2 separate regions of the Homo sapiens genome follow, and region 1 is linked to region 2. Evidence: chromatin loops called from intact Hi-C (ENCODE). Cell type or tissue: endothelial cell of umbilical vein. All regions are shown on one strand. Links, peaks and the distances in the headings refer to the core of each region. The heading gives the core; the rest is flanking DNA. Region 1 has its middle 25 kb from the start of GABRR1. Region 2 has its middle 4.2 kb from the start of SRSF12.

Region 1 (8,339 bases), core at 173-8,172, 120 kb before region 2:
CATGTTTTTGTGTAGACATATTTTTTCATTTCTCCTGGGAATAAATCTAAGAGTGGAATTGCTGGGTCATATGGTAACTCTATATTTAACTTTTTGAGGAGCAGACTATTTGCTAAAGTGTGGACCATTTTACATTCCTACAAGCAATTGATGAGGCTTCCAATTTATCTGAATCTTCATCAACACTTACTACTGTCTGTCTTTTATTATAGCCACTCTAATGGGTATGAAGTGGTATCTCATTGTGGTTTCGATTTGCATTTCCCTGATTGTTAATGATGTTGAGCATCTTCTCATAAGCTTATTGGCTGTTTGTATATTTTCTTTGGAGAAATGTCTATTCGGATTGCCCATTTTTAAGTTTGGTTGTCTTTAATTATTGGGTTGTAGGGGTTCTTTATGTATTCTAGATATAATTATCAGATACTTATCAGATATACGCTTTGTAAATATTTTTTCCCAGTCAGTTGGTTGTCTTTTCACTTTCTTGATGGTGTCTGTTGAAGCAGCAAAATTTTAAATTTCAGTGAAGTCCAGCTTATCTGCTGTTTCTTTGGTTGATTGTGCTTTTGGTGTCATACCTAAGTCAGGCGTACGTTTAATCTTATAAAATCCTGAAGGTGTTATGTGAGTTGTGCATGTCTTAGCACAGAAACATGCTCATCTAAGATAGTTACTCGTGAACGAAGCTCAGGGGTGGTGAATATACAACTAGACCCTTTGTGAAGTTCAAGTGAAGAATTTGTGGAAGAAGTTGCCAAGATGAAGCAAAAAAATACAAGTTCATGCAGTTTTTAAAAGTTATCTACCAATATTCAATCAAATGAAGAAAATAGGCTTGGTTTGAAAATTCATGTTTACAATTTGTAGATGAGTTGCTCCTGGTGGGCTGTTGATGTCTCCATTTTACAGTGGAGAAAATTCCCGGACTCTGTTTCCTTATGTGTAAAATGGAGGTGCTGACTCCTACCTTGCCTAACTCACAGAGTTGTGAGAAGCAAATGAGTGAATGCATGGGAATGCACTTGTCAGCTTAAAGTCCTGTATAAGTGCAAAGTGGTGATGTTGTCTACGATAAATTCACACAGTTTTCCCTTGAGCAACTGTTGTAGAACTTCATCTTAGTCTGTTCAGGCTGCTATAACACAATACCATCAACTGGGTGGCTTAAACAATGAACACTTGTTTCTCATAGTCCTGGAGGCTGGGGAGTCCAAGATCAAGGCCCTGGCTGATTCAGTGTGTGGTGAAGGCTCTCTTCTTGGTTAGCAATATCCTCACTTGGAGGCAAGCAGAGAGAGATCATCTCTCTCATGTCTCTTCTTATAAGGACATCAATCCCACCTGTGAGGATTCCATCCTCACGACTTAATCACCTCCCAAAGGGTCCTGCCTCCAAATACCATTACATTGAGAATTTGGGTTTCAGCCTAGAATTTGGTTGGGGGCAGACACAAACATTTAGCCCACTGCAAACATTTTACCCATGTAATGCATGATTCTAAGCATTTTACATTTATTAACTTGTTTACCTCCTTAAGAAGTAAGTATTATTGCTATCATCCAGTTTCACAATGAGGAACTTGAGGCGTGGACAGGTTTCCCTTCCAGAGTCCACGCAGGTATAAATGGCCAAGCTGGGATTTGAACACAGACAGAACTGGCTGAAGTCTGAGCTGCTACTATTGTGCTGTCTGTCTTTCTAAGAAGATGTTGTCGTACCTCTGAGTAGCATCCCTACATTATAGTAACTCTCTCCATCCACAGCCTTTGCTTACTTGTGGGAGGATTGTGCTATCTTCAAATTCTTTGGAGTGTTACCCATTAGAAATAACAGAAGATGCTGAAACTTTGCATAAAATGTTAATGATTTTCCATTTTGGTCTTCTAGAGGTTTGTAATGAGATGGCTGGGTAAGCCATATGCTTCGTGCACACTATACCAATCTTTGTATTTATGGGACAACTAGAACCGCCAACCTGATAGAGCAGATCTCATGAGCTCCTGTATGAGGCTGTCTTTCCCAGGACGTGCAACATGGTGTTCAACTGAGGTGGGAAATACCCTTTGGCTTTGATTGCTAAGAAGGAAGCATTCCCATATCCAAGGTCAATCTCTGTCCTCACTGCCTGGACAGTTTGGCCTTGCTCCTTACAGACTTCTCTGGTGCCTCAGGCTTTGCCTCCTTTTGCCTGAGAGGCTATGGTAACCAGACTGGAGAGGTACCTTGCATGACTGGGTAGGGACACGTGGGGATGGAGAGAGCACTATTTCCTTCTTTTCTATTTTAAAACAACTAGGGACCACTAGTTAACACCTGTAAATTGACCAGAAAGCAAAACATTTTTTAAGCAAAATAATTCTGGTTTTCTAAAAGTTGCATGTCCCGATTACTGAGGTTTCAGAGCATGAGCTATGGAAATTCTAAATTAGGTGAAATTTCACTCAGCAACTCCAGAAACTACTGAATATTCAACTCAAGAAGAACCAACTGAGAAAACCACCTGCATTGCCAACTTTAGCATTTTCTACAGAACAGTTAGAAGCAGAGGTCACAGCCCCAAAGACCACATCACTAGAGATCGGCTGGCTCCATCTCCAGCATTGACTGAAAGGGACAGGAAATTACCAGTTGTACCTAAATGGTACTAATAAAAAACAAGAAGCTCCTACAACTTTATAGCCACTTGGGGAAAGCAAACAACACTGAATAACCCATCTGAATGAGTTCGCTGTTGGTAAATGAGGTAGATTAACTTAGAGGAGCCCCAACATCTATCCCACCTAAAATAGTCATGATTCTTAAAGATGCCTAAGGTAAGTTCATGCCATCAACGATCAGCTGCAATCCCCACAAACCTGTGATTTATAGTCACATCCAAGCTGCCCTGGATGTTCTCCTGGGCCCAGGTTATGGAGCAAGATTCATGGTGACTTCAGAAGCCCCTAGGGAAAGCATAACCTAGGGAAAGCCCAGCCCTAAGCCTCACAAGGCAGAAGTCCACAAAAATTAGTTCCACTGGTTCATAAAGAGCCCGTGTTTTCTCTTTCCCTTAAAGCAAAGAACCAAATAATCTGAAAAAAAAAAAAAAATGAAGATGAATGAAAACACTCTGAAGCTTATTTTGTTTTCATTTTTCAATAGATTAAAAGACAGTGAAATTTATATTAACTTATTTTAAGAAATTATATGCAATCAAAGTTACTCTGTGAGTCAAGACAATCACATGCTGAAAAAAGTTAAATAGTAATACATTAAATCACACAACTTGTGTTATGTTGTTCTTCCTATTGTATCTTTACTCATGAGTTCAATTTAAGTGTGTTGTGTATTTTATCACAAAATTAAATCACACTCTTTCTTTTCTTCAAGAGTTGACAGTTTCTAATGTGGCTTCTCATTCAAAGAATTTATTCTTGTCATCCCCCCAAGCCTCTATTTCATTCCAATGAATCAGCTCCTCTAATTAGCAGGGAAGAATCTGGAATTAATTAACTAAAAGATCTGAGTTGTCATCACAATGTCCTGTTGGGCAACATGGTAAATAAGGAGAATGTGTCACAAATAAAATCATTTTACAGATCAGCCATTTCAGGAAGGGGCAGGAGAGGACAGAGCTCACAAAAAAGCCCAAGCCCGGGATCAAAAGCACAGGTTTTCCTATCTATTAATCATGTGTCCTGGGGCAAATGACTTTATGTTTCTGGGCCTCAGGTGCTTCCTCAAGGAAGTGGAGGTAGTAACCTGCTATGCCTACTTCAAGGGCTTGTTCTTGGGGCCAAATGAAATCACTGATGTGAAAATGTTTTGTAAATGCCAAAGCACCATTCAATTGCAAACTATTATTATTCCAAGGCAGTTGGATTTGCTGGGGGGCACAACAAAAGAAGTCCTTGCATTTTGTATTCAGTCCTCAGACAACATGCTGAGGGGACCCCATTTCCACACACCTCTTCCATCCTAGCAGCCCCCATGAAGGGCTTCTTACTGCCACCGTGGCTTTAAGCCTAATTGATCTCACAACATTTCCTTTTTTCACCACCACATCTGCCCCTAGTGACGTCCCTGAAACCTGACAAGCATATCGAATTTGATCAAAAAGAAGCCTGGGGACTTCTTGTGAGTCTGTATTTGAGCCTAGAAGCCTATGGATTTCAATCAAAGGCAGGCTTGGAAATGAAGAAAAGGTTGCCTTAAACAATTTTTACTATGATTCCAGCAGAGGGAGACAGGACTGCACTTTCCCACAGGATATGCATTTTAATTTAAAGGTTTACAATATGAAGAGCATGCCTGCCTGCCTGCCTGCCTGCCTGCCTTCCTTCCTTCCTTCCTTCCTTCCTTCCCTCCTTCCTTCCTTCCCTTTTCCATCAAATCATGGTAGTCATGATTTTAATGCCCCTTGGTGGAGAAAGTACATGGCTGAAGGCCATTACAAATTCAGCTATGCTTCCAAAATGAGTTTGTGTCTCTTGATCACAAAAGCCACTAGGGCATTTGGAAACAGCAGTCAAGGCACGTTATATATTCTTACTGACTCTTCATTGATAGTTCATATTTATAACCTCTAATTTAAACTGGAGATTACATTTTAAAAATCACTTATGGCTCCTGGTGGAAAGAGCTAGCAAAAGTAAGAAGTAGGGGTTGCCTCATTGGAAGGAGACTAAAGTGCCCAACTTCCTAAGAAGGATTTTGGTCAAGTATTTAATGGATTGCTCAGAGAGTCACCAGATAATTGGTCTGAGTAGTTGTAAGACATTTATTATTTGTGGGTTTTTGTGAGCCAGGCCTTTAAGCAGGAGATGTTTATTATTTGATCAACAATGAGAAATAGGCCGGGTGCAGTGGCTCACGCCTGTAATCCCAACACTTTGGGAGGCCAAGGGAGGTGGATCACCTGAGGTCAGGAGTTCAAGACCAGCCTGGCCAATGTGGTGAAACCCTATCTCTACTAAAAATACAAAAAAATTAGCCAAGTGTGGTGGTGGGCGCTTGTAATCCCAGCTACTTGGGAGGCTGAGGCAGGAGAATCGCTTGAACCCGGGAGGTGGAGGTTGCAGTGAGCCGAGATCATGCCCATTGCATTCCAGCCTGGGTAACAATAGCGAAACTCCGTTTCAAAAACAAAAAATGGTGAGAAATAAGAACTCAAAAAGAAATGTAATTTTTCATCCAATAGTGTACAAAGTGTTATTCTGGGTGCTGACTGTAATAAAAAGATGAATAAAATACAGTGATGCCATTTAGATTGTCCTTTGAGAAAGAGGACTAACAAGGAATATGTGAAACAGTAGCCAAATATTTTAGGCAGCAAATAATTAAACCCTAAAGTCATGTGGTACAAAATAAATACCACTGGTACATGGACAAAGAGAGCTCCCAGTGAGCTACTGTGGTCAGGAGAGGTTATTTTATGGAGGAGATGAGCTTCACATAATGGTTTGGGTTTAGATAGACTTTTCAAGGTGAGAAAAATTGGGGCAATTATGGTATTGGGTTTTTAAAAATGAAATCAATGCTAATCAGAAATACTTTTTATTTCAACCCTTGTTGACGTTTTTCCTAAAATGTAGGAATATATGGACATCTGAAATTGTTTCCTATATTTTGAAAATACTTCAGAATTAAACTCAGAAAAAATTTAAATGTATTTATGCATTTCCTTTTTAGGAAATAAAAGCTTTAGGCATTTGATAGGTTAATTTATTCATTCGTTAAATATTTATTGAACACCTACTGTAAGCCAGGCAAGGTTCTAAGTGGTGAGCAAAATAAATATGTCTCATTGATTATTAAAGCCTTGGGGAGACCAACAATAAAAAAGTAGTTAGACATGCTTCAAAGGAAAAGAACAAATTGAAGTGACAGCAAATAACAGATGTAAAATCTACTTAGGTAGAACAGTCAGGGAGAGCTTTGGTTGAGATTTAAAGAATGAGCAAAGCCAAGCCAGCAAAGTGGGGAGCAGAGCTCCAGGCAGGCCCCCAGGGCTAGTCTGAGGTGCCCAGGTATAGCATCATATGTAGGTTGTATGTATATGTATATAAAATCATATACATTATATATGCTATATATCCTACTTTATTTGCTTATTTATTTCAAGGAATTGCTTATGTGATTTTAGGAGCTGGCAAGTGTGAAATTTGCAGGCCAGGCCAGTAGGCTACAACTCTTGGGCTATTGCTGTAATACTTTCTTTTTTTTTTTTGAGACAGAGTCTCACTCTGTCACCCAGGTTGGAGTGCAGCGGCACTATCTCAGCTCACTGCAAGCTCTGCCTCCCAGGTTCACGCCATTCTCCTGCCTCAGCCTCCCGGGTAGCTGGGACTACAGGCGCCCACCACCATGCCTGGCTAATTTTTTGTATTTTTAGTACAGACAGGGTTTCATGGTGTTAGCCAGGACGGTCTCGATCTCCTGACCTCGTGATCCACCCGCCTCGGCATCCCAAAGTGCTGGGATTACAGGCGTGAGCCACTGTTCCCGGCTATTGCTGTAGTCTTAAGGCAGAATTTCCTCGCCCAGGAAACCTCAGTTTTGTTGCGTTTAAGGCTTTCGAACTGATTGGCTAAGGCCCACACACATAATTGAGGGTAATCTCCTTCTACCTAAAGTCAACTGATTGTAGATGCTAACCACATCTACACAATACTTTCACAGCTAGATCCATGTTAGTGTTTGATTAAATAACTGGGTACTATGACCTAGCCAAGTTGACACATTAAACCAACCATCCCAGCAGGAAACCATCACATCTAGCACAGTGTCGGAGTACTGTGAGATAGGACAAGAAAGTCAGATAAATTTGGGAAGTTGGATAGAGGTCTTGAGGCTAAGATAGAGTTTAGCTTTTATTCCAAGTGCATTGGGAAACCACAGAAATGTATCAGCAGGGAATGGAGATTCATGCATCTTAGAGCCTATTTTTCATTCTCTTAATCAGTGGGACCCAAATGAAAAAATAAGTCACTCTGGCTACTCTCTGGAGAATAAAATAAAGAGTGTATTTTGGGGAGAATAAAATAGGGAGCCTAGTCAAGATCTAGTGGAGAGGCAGAAACCAGTGGAGTGACTTCAATAGAGAACATTTGATAGAAGGAGTTGTTAACTATGCACAAGGTAGATAACTTTTAAAAGGTGTAGAAGAGGGAACAACTGCAGAGAACACCTGTAGGGCTGAGAGAAGAACAAGGAAGGAACTTGGAAATCTGGAGGAGGTCCTGTAAGGTCTGTGATCAATGCTCTGATGGGAAGGCGTGACTCCTGCAGGAACACGCTATTCACCACTGCGGGGAAGAAGAAACTTGCAGGGGGCTGCTTGCTGGAACCATAAGGACCTCAGCTGCTTTGAAGAACACCACAGGAAATAGCTGCACACTGTGCCCCTTCCTGCCACTAAAAAAAAAAAAAAAAAAAAAATAGAAAAAAAGATTCTTTTCTCCCTCTTCCAGGCTTGTAGACTTCATCCTGCACCCTCTACTGGCAGCACCCAGCATTGTATTGACTGGCAAAGTAGAAATGTGGTTTATAGAGTCAGTTCAAGTATTATACAGTAGGGCAAAGAAAGGTGGGCTTGAGGATAAGAGCAAATAAGTGGATAACTGGCACTGGGATCAAGGGTGGACTTGGTGGCCAGGTGTGGTGGCTCATGTCTGTAATCCTAGCACTTTGAGAGGTCAAAGTAGGAGGATTGCTTGAGACTATGAATTCAAGACCAGCCTGGGCAACATAGTGAAACCCTGTCTCTACAAAAAATATAACAAATTAGCTGGGCATGAAGGTGCATGCTTATAGTCCCAGCTACTCAGGAGGCCGAAGTGGGAGAATCGCTTAAGCCCAGGAGATTGAGGCTGCAGTGAGTGGTGATTACACCACTGCGCTCCAGCCTGGACCCTGCCTCAAAAAATAAAAATAAATAAATAAAAAAGGGTGGACTTGGAGTTGAAGCTTTTAGGAAGCTATTGCAGTGGTCAAGGGGAGAGTTGATGGGGGCTGGATGAGAGTGGTGGCAACATAATTGGAGAAGTAGACTCATTCAAGTTATCTATTGGAGGTGGGTGCTCAAAAATGTTAAGTTAACATCTTTAATTATTCATTAGAAGAGAATATTGAAAATAGGAAAATTCCATGGTATGACTCAGGCTCTTAACATTACATAAATAATTCCAAACATGAAGTCTTAGTGGCAGTACTTATTAATTCACTTATTTGTGTAGCGAAATAAATAAAAAAGTTTAAATAAATGGAGAGATATTCCATTTTCATGGATAGAAAGACTCAATATTTTTAAGATGTCAGTTCTTCCCAACTTTATAGATTCATTGCAATTCCAATC
Region 2 (8,339 bases), core at 323-8,322:
TTGTGATCCACCCGCCTCGGTCTCCCAAAGTGCTAGGATTACAGGCGTGAGCCACCATGCCAGGCCTTTTTTTTTTAAGACAGGTCTTTCTATGTCCCTCAGCCTGGAATGCCGTGGTGCAATCATGGCTCACTGCAGTCTTAACTTCACAGGCTCAAGTGATCCTCCCACCTCAGCCTCCCCAGTAGCTGGGACTACAGATGCGTGTCACCACACCTGGCTAACTTTTTAATTTTTTGTAGAGACGGGGTCTCACTTTGTTGCCCAGGTTGGTCTCCAACTTCTGGGCTCAAGCCATCCTCCTGCCTTGGCCTCCCAAAGTGCTGATACTACAGGCATGAGACACCATGCCCAGCCAAGAAATACTTTACTTTTTTTTTTTTTGAGACAGAGTTTCACTCTGTCGCCCCGGCTGCATTGTAGTGGCATGATCTCAGCTAACTGCAACCTCCACCTCCCAGGTTCAAGTGATTTTCCTGTCTCAGCCTCTCAAGTAGCTGGGGCTACAGGCACCCACCCCAATGCCCAACTAATTTTTGTATTTTTACTAGAGATGGGGTTTTGCCATGTTGGCCAGGCTGGTCTCGGACTCCTGACCTCAAGTGATCCGCCTGTCTGGGCCTCCCACAGTGCTGGGAATACAGGCATGAGCCACTGTGCCTGGCTGAGAATTTTTTTTTTTTTTTGAGACAGAGTTTTGCTGTTGTTGCCCAGGCTAGAGTGCAATGGTGCGACCTTGGCTCACTGCAACGTCCGCCTACTGGGCTCAAGAGACTCTCCTGCCTCAGCCTCCCGAGTAGCTGGGATTACAGGCACCCGCCACCACGCCCGGCTAATTTTTTTGTATTTTTAGTAGAGACGGGGTTTCACCATTTTGGTCAGGCTGGTCTTGAACTCTTGACCTCTGGTAATCCACCTGCCTTGGCCTCCCAAAGTTCTGAGGTTACAGGCATGAGCCACTGCACCCAGCTGAGAAATGGTTTTTTTTTTGAGACGGAGTCTCGCTCTGTCACCCAGGCTGGAGTGCAGTGGCGCGGTCTCGGCTCACTGCAACCTCCGCCTCCCAGGTTCACGCCATTCTCCTGCCTCAGTCTCCTGAGTAGCTGGGACTACAGGCGCCTGCCACCACACCCAGCTAATTTTTTGTATTTTTAGTAGAGACGGAGTTTCACCGTGTTAGCCAGGATGGTCTCGATCTCCTGACCTCGTGATCCGCCCACCTCGGCCTGCCAAAGTGCTGGGATTACAGGCGTGAGCTACCGCGCCCGGTGAGAAATACTTTTTAAAAGAGAAAATATATCACACACAAGACCCTTTTAACTGATCTGCTTGTACCAGTCTCTACTGTTCCAATTCATCCTCCACATTTTTGTCAGAATATCCTTATTAAACACAAATCTGATCTTAATCTCCTGCTTAAAAAATCTTGATGGGGCCAGGTACAGTGGGGTTACATACCTGTAACCCCAGCATTTTGGAAGGCTGAGGCAGGAGGATCACTTGAGGCCAGGAGTGTGAGACCAGCCTGGAAACATAGCAAGACCTACCTCTATAAAAAATTTAAAAATTAGCAGGGCATGGTGGTACACACTTGTAGCACCAGCAACTTGGGAAGCTGAAGTGGGAGGATTGCTTGAGTCCAGGAGGTTGGGGCTGCAGTGAGCCATGACTGCACCACTGCACTCCAGCCTGGGCAACAAAGCAAGACCCCGAATTGAAAAAAAAAAAAAAAACAACAACAGCAACAACAAAAACAACTTTGGCTCTAAATCTCCATTCCAATCTCTTTAGCATTCTTCCTTCCTTCTCCCCTAGTTCAGCAACACTACACTACTCTCACCACAAATGTCCCTTTGCTCATCGAGTTCACTTTGCTTTTTTTATTCCTGGGTGAATTTAATCCAATAAATAGCACAAACATTGATTTCCTCTAAAATAACTCCTAGTACTCCCCGCCAGAGAACTAATCTGTTTCCATTATATCCTCCATACTACTCCGAAATACCTTTATGTGGCACTAATGAAACAATATTATAATGACTTATTTACATACGTGTCTATCTCTAGCAAGAACGTCTCTCAAAAATTAAAGATACTCACCAGTGGTGGTACTATTTAGTTTTATATGTTACACTGATGAGACATTAAATGTGGAATTGCATAGTGTGAGAGTTAAAACTACAGGCACACACCACCATACCCAGCTACTTTGTTTTTATTTTTATTAGAGATGAGGTTTCGTATGTTGCCCAGACTAGGCCCTTTCCATATTTACATTAGGGAGAAAGTTTTAGTTTTGTGCCAGTATGTCTTCAACATCTCTATATTGAGTGATTAATTTCCCTTTTATAAGAGAGAGCAGGCTTGGAGCCTGCGCAGACAAAAGTAATCGGCTGGAATTTCCAACATGGTTTTGTTTATTATTATTATTTTGAGACATGATCTTGCTTTATTGCCCAGGCTAGAGTGCAGTGGCACGAACACAGCTCACTTCAGTCTCAACCTCCTGGACTCAAGTGATCCTCCCACCTCAGCCTCCAGAGTAGCTGGGACTACAGGCACACTCCACCATGCCCAACTAATTTGTTTTTATTTTTACTAGAGATGAGTTATCATATGTTGCCCAGACTAGTCTTGAACTCCTGGCCTCAATCATCCTGCCTCAGCCTCCCAAAGCACGGGGATTACAGGCATGAGCCATTGTGCCTGGCTCTCCTTCTGTCTATAAACCTTTTTTTTTTTTTTTTTTTGAGACAGTCTCACTCTGTTGCCTAGGCTGGAGTGCAGTGGCACGATCTCAGCTCACTGCAACCTCCACCTCTTGGGTTCATGAGATTCTTGTGCTCCAGCCTCCTGAGTAGCTGGGACTACAGGCACACACCACCATGCCCAGCTAATTTGTTTTTATTTTTATTAGAGATGAGGTATCGTATGTTGCCCAGACTAGTCTCAAACTCCTGCCCTTATGCAATCCTCCTGTCTCAGCCTCCCAAAGCACTGAGATTACAGGCATGAGCAACTGTGCCTGGCTCTCCTTCTGTCCATAAAACTTTAAAAATTAATATTGGTGATAGAGCTTTCTTTTTAAATAAAAGTGAGCTAATTTAAAGTAAACATATTATGGTAAAGAAGTACATCATTATGGCAAAAATCTCACAGGATGGATGAAAACGACTTAAGTTTGGGAAACAATGGACTAGGTCCTTGAGAATTAAGGAGCATAACTTCTATTTTCATCCCCAGTTCCTAGCACTGTGCTTCACATACAATAGATCAACACTAAGCAAATGGCAAATTAATTAGAAAGAAACACCCCCCCAAGATTTTCAATACCCAACATCATTTTAGGGAATATACAGGAAAAGTGACAGGCCTTCTAAGTTGACTTTTCTGAAAAAGTTAGTTTGATCCCTCCTAGTTACATTATTATCACACAAATGACCTTTTTAAAAACATGATTTCTTATGGCTATAGCAGAAGAGATCAAATTCATAAAAGGATACAATCATAGATTCTCCAACTGATTGTGTGGAATGATGATGTCTTATAAACCAAAGTACATAGGTAATAGAAAAATGTTTACAATGTGTTCTATACAAATCCCCACATCACTCTTCATGGTTTGTTTTAAGAAAGGATAGGCCATGGCAGCTCTCACTAGAGGAAAGCTAGCACCATCTGTTGGAGAGTGAGTTCACAACATAAAATGATATTCTCTGTTGACTTCATTAATCCTGACACTGTTTCTTCAAGGTACTTTTTAATCACACAAATTTCAAGACACTAATACCTACCTAAATACAATTTAATTTTCAATTAGTTCTAGTTATCCACTATGACAGTAATAAACAAAACTAGTTAATTAATCTGATTAAGATATTAATCAGATGTATTGTTTAATGCAGTTAAAATATTAATCAGTCTTTTACTATTTGACTTCTTGATTAGACCTGATAATTAGCCCATTCTGAGCCATTTAAGAAATGGAAGAAAAGCTTATTCAACCACATACTCTATCAGATTGCTTTAGAATAACAAATATCGTATGTATTGCTCAACATTGTAAACCTGCCTCAACTTCTTGATTATCCATGGTAATTAGGAAGAAATAGTGACAGCCTTGAATTGTGAACTTTACTAATAACCCAAACTCTTCTCCCACAAATCTACTGATGATATTGAGAGGTTTGTGCTTCTCCTGTACCATTCAGAATAGATGTTTCTAAGAGACAAAAAGAATGTAAGAGATAGTCAGCTCAGACTATGTGCAGGTAGGTAGAGATAAGAGGAAAGTCCTAAGTGTTTAGATTCTAAATGACAGTAAGTTATTGTCATATCAGCAATTTCCCCAAAGACAGGATTCAGGAGTAAACAACCAAACATTATAAATAGATTCACATGTGGCTCTATTTTAAACACAACATAGACTACTAATTTTAAAGACTTGTAAAACTGAAAAGAGATTCTGAATTTTTCTTGCAATACACTTTATAAAACCGTGATTCCAATGAAAAAGTTTAAAATGTATTTACTTTTGAAAAGTCAGGTGATGATATCTAAATGAGATATGACACAGGTTTTCCTAAAATATTTTCAAATCAAAGTCTCTCTTAGGTGAAAACTTAAAAAGCATTTAATTGATCATAATTTTTTAAATGTATTAAATAAAAAGTAATGGAAGCAACAGTTACTTCGAAGAACAATATATGAAACTCTCATGTAAAAATGAGGCTTTTGTTATGGGAACAGTTGTCAGATTTGCCAGTGGTATACTCCTTGGGAATCCTCAGGCAATTTAAGAAAAACATTAACTCTCCTAAGCCTGGAGGGTACCATTTGGTGCCTTAAAGCAATGATTCAATAAAGCAATACTTTTGTTAAATGGCACTTAAGTTCTAGAACAAAGGGTAAATATGAATATGTTTATGAGTCCAGGGACAGGCAGGGTGTTTACTCTTGACCTAAGCCTTTCCCCTACCTCTTCAAGTATCCTAATCTGCCAAAGGGAAGACAAAATACAGCTTCATCAGTTACTCATCTCAACTGGTTTAAGGACCAGGGCAAGACACTGGCCAAGCTGACTGTAACATTCCTTAGTTGGCCGTGCCCGACGATGTTCTCTCCTTAGGCCTTCCAACCAGAAAACAGCTTTCTTACACTTTACACTAGCTGCCTCAAATCATATCTGGAAAAAAGAACATACGTTTTTATGTAATATAAATAATTATGGCTCCACAACTTATTTTATATCAATTCCAGCTACCTTTTAAGTTCAAGTTGCTAAGAGAAACTCCTTACACAGTTGAAGACCCTTTCCTCAGGTATTTCCATCAAAAGGAACAGAAAAAACACCCCCTATCCATACATGCATGCTAAGTATTTTTGGATACTCCTACAAAAGCTTTTTTCAAACTGTAAAGAGCTTTGTGGTTTTTTTCTATATTTATAAAAAGCATTAAAAAAATCTGACAATACTAAAAGATAAGAAGAAAGCAAGTATCAGAGTATAATACCTATACCTGAATAGGTAAAAATAGAATAGAAAAATTCTATTTATACATGAACATACAGATAAATTTATTTATTTATTTACAGACAGGGTCTTGCTCTGTCACTCATGCTGGAATGCAGTGCACTGGCACAAACATAGTTCACTGCAGCCTCCAACTCCTGGGCTCAAGCAATCCTCTTGCCTCAGCCACCTGAGCAGCTAGGACTACAAGCATGTGCCACCATGGTTGGCTAATTTTTTTTTTTTTAATTTTCTGTAGAGATGGGGAGATTCTCTTATGTTGCCCAGCTGGTCACGAACTTCTAGCTTGGAGCAATCTTCCCAACTTGGCCTCCCACAGCACCAGGATACAGGCATGAGTCACCACGCCTGGCCAATATATTTTTAACTAAATAGGTTAATCGTTTACATGTCTCATGAATTGATTTTTCTCCACTTAACAGTATGTCAGGGATGAGTAATTGTGACTACCCACCAGGTCAAGTTTCTTTTCTTTGGTCAAGTTTTTTATTTGCAAAGTCAATGTAGTGGTTTGAATGGCGGCCCCCAAAAATACATGTCCAAGTCCTATCTCCAGGTATGTATCCTTATCTGGAAAAAGAATCTTTGCAGATGTAAGTGAGGATTTCAAGATGAGATCATTCTGAATTAACCAAGTGGGCCCTAAATCCAACGACAAATGTCCTTATAAGAGATAGAACTGGATAGGATAGATGGCTGATATCATTTGGCTCTGTCCCCACCCAAATTTCATCTTGAATTGTTAGCTCCCATAATTCCCACGTATTGTGGGAGGGACCTAGAGGGAGATAACTGAATCATGGGGGCAGTTCCCCATACTGTTCTCCTGGTAGTGAATAAGTCTCACGAGATCTGATGGTTTTATAAGGGGAAACCCCTTTCGCTTGGCTCTCATTCTCTGTCTGCCACCATGTAAGATGTGCCTTTTGCCCTACACCATGATTGTGAGGCCTCCCCAGTCTTGGGTATGTCTTTATCAGCAGTGTGAAAACGGACTAATACAGTGGCTCACACCTGTAATCTCAACTTTGGGAGGCCAAGGCAGGAGGATCACTTGAGCCTAAGAGTTTGAAATCAGCCTAGGCAACATAGACTCCATCTAAAATAAAAAGAGAGAGAGACAGAGAAAGAGAGAGAGAAAGACAGGAGGCCATGTGAAGACAGAAGTGGAGACTGGATCTATGTATCCACAGCCAAAACATGTGTGGGGCCACCAAAGACTGGAAGAAACAGAGGATTCCCCTAGAGTGCCTTCAGATAGATGATGGCCCTGCGGACACCTGGATTTCAGACTTCTGGCCTCTGAACTACAAGAGAATAAATTTCTGTTGTTTCGGGCCACCAAATCTGTGGTGCTTTGTCATGGCAGCCCTAGCCAACTAACACATGGTAAGCATTCTAAGCTTTTGTATTATGAATCCAGCCTGCTCTCCAGCCTCATTTTCCAACTCTTCTCCAGCCTCATGCTCCTGTTTTGCCTCATTTACTATATTGCCTCAAAGCCTTTGCACGTGCTGTTCCACTGCACTAATTACTCTTCTCCATTCTTTACCCATCTCTTCAAGACTTGTTCAGGGAACATAAGTGACCCTCTAGCCTTGCTCACCATCCCACAATGCCTGCTCTCAGCAGCATATAGTTCTTTTCATAGCCCTGTATTATAGTTTGTATCTTTACCAGTGTGATTGTTAGATTCTGCCTCCCTACCAAATTCTAAGCTCTAGGGGAATAGGCACGGTGCCAGTCTAGCCCTGTGCCTGCAGTGCCAGAGCAATCCCTTCTGAATGAAAGAATAGCCACCGTTCCAGTACAGCTGCAGACCCAGGAACCTCCACAGCCTCTGGGAGGGCTGTGAGCTAGAAGGGTGACCACGACATGTATTCTTCAAAGCCTACCACTTCTGCGAGCGAAAAGGGGCACTCTTCACACTTAGGAGTTGCCTGGTTACACTCCCAGCCCTGAATAACAGGCTGTGCCTGCCGGCCACAGGAGCAAGGCGAAGACGAGTCTAACTAGAAGGGGATGGGCTACAACATTTTGGGGGAATAGGGAGAGGGTAATTTAAATTTTGCTTAACTGTCCCTGCATTTAAACTGTTGTCTTCTACATCATGTATTCATTTGTACATTCGTTTGTCCCCCCTCTAGAATGTAAGCTCAGAGGGCGGGGCTTGGCCTGTTTGTTCATTGCTATATCCCACGCTAAGTGCCTGGCGCATAGTAGACGCTCAATAAACATCTGAATGAATGTACTCACAGCTGAGTGTTATGCCCCAAGTGAATAAAGGATGAAGAATCATATAATACTTAAAAATCCAACAGGCCAGGCGCGGTGGCTCACACCTGTAATCCCAGCACTTTGGAAGGCCGAGGCGGGAGAGGCTTGAGCCCAGGAGTTTGAGACCACCTGGGCAACACAGCGAGACCCCGTCTCTATTAAAAAAACAAATCCGAACAAAACCGAGACCTCACAGTTGGAAAGCCGAAGGCTCAAGACCAGAGGGGCAGGAGGCCTACCAACTGCCAAGGTCCTGCGCTCAGGACGATGCGCTGAGGGCCGCGGAGGCTGAGCGGGGGCGCGGTTGAAAGCGGCTCTCACTGACCCCACCTCCGCCCAGCCGCAGCCCCGCCACCACCTCTGGGTCCTCTAACCCCCGGCGTCCCCGCCGCGGCCTCAAGCCCCCTCTTGGCCTCCGCCCTCCTGACATACACTGGCCCTCGCCGCCCCCTCCCCAAATCCCGTCGCACTCCAGGACCCCCCATACCCGGATCCCATAGGGCCTGGGAACGGCCGCGCTCCTGTCTTC

Evidence for each region. A loop is a pair of places that touch in the nucleus more often than their neighbours do. Peaks named below come from ENCODE experiments on the same cell type or tissue, not always from the same donor. Only the 100,000 strongest peaks of a DNase experiment are listed, where the experiment ranks them.
Region 1: a loop joins it to region 2, with 17 times the contacts of the local background. A loop is called at or near these places in 76 of 110 quality-filtered maps.

Annotation. Positions count from the first base shown.
Region 1 is chr6:89,238,645-89,246,983 of GRCh38, reverse strand. No RefSeq gene overlaps it. Among named protein-coding and RNA genes, the nearest start is that of GABRR1, 25 kb to the right of the region's middle. In endothelial cell of umbilical vein, for the core only: CTCF peaks have their summits at 4,218 (motif pointing right) and 7,506 (motif pointing left); a DNase peak (open chromatin) is centred at 4,203; H3K27me3 peaks cover 1,642 bases.
Region 2 is chr6:89,118,131-89,126,469 of GRCh38, reverse strand. It overlaps a transcript of PM20D2 not described here. Among named protein-coding and RNA genes, the nearest start is that of SRSF12, 4.2 kb to the right of the region's middle. RefSeq lists an enhancer at 3,566-3,695. In endothelial cell of umbilical vein, for the core only: no CTCF peak of the experiment used is centred there; a DNase peak (open chromatin) is centred at 3,659; H3K4me3 peaks cover 269 bases; H3K27me3 peaks cover 571 bases.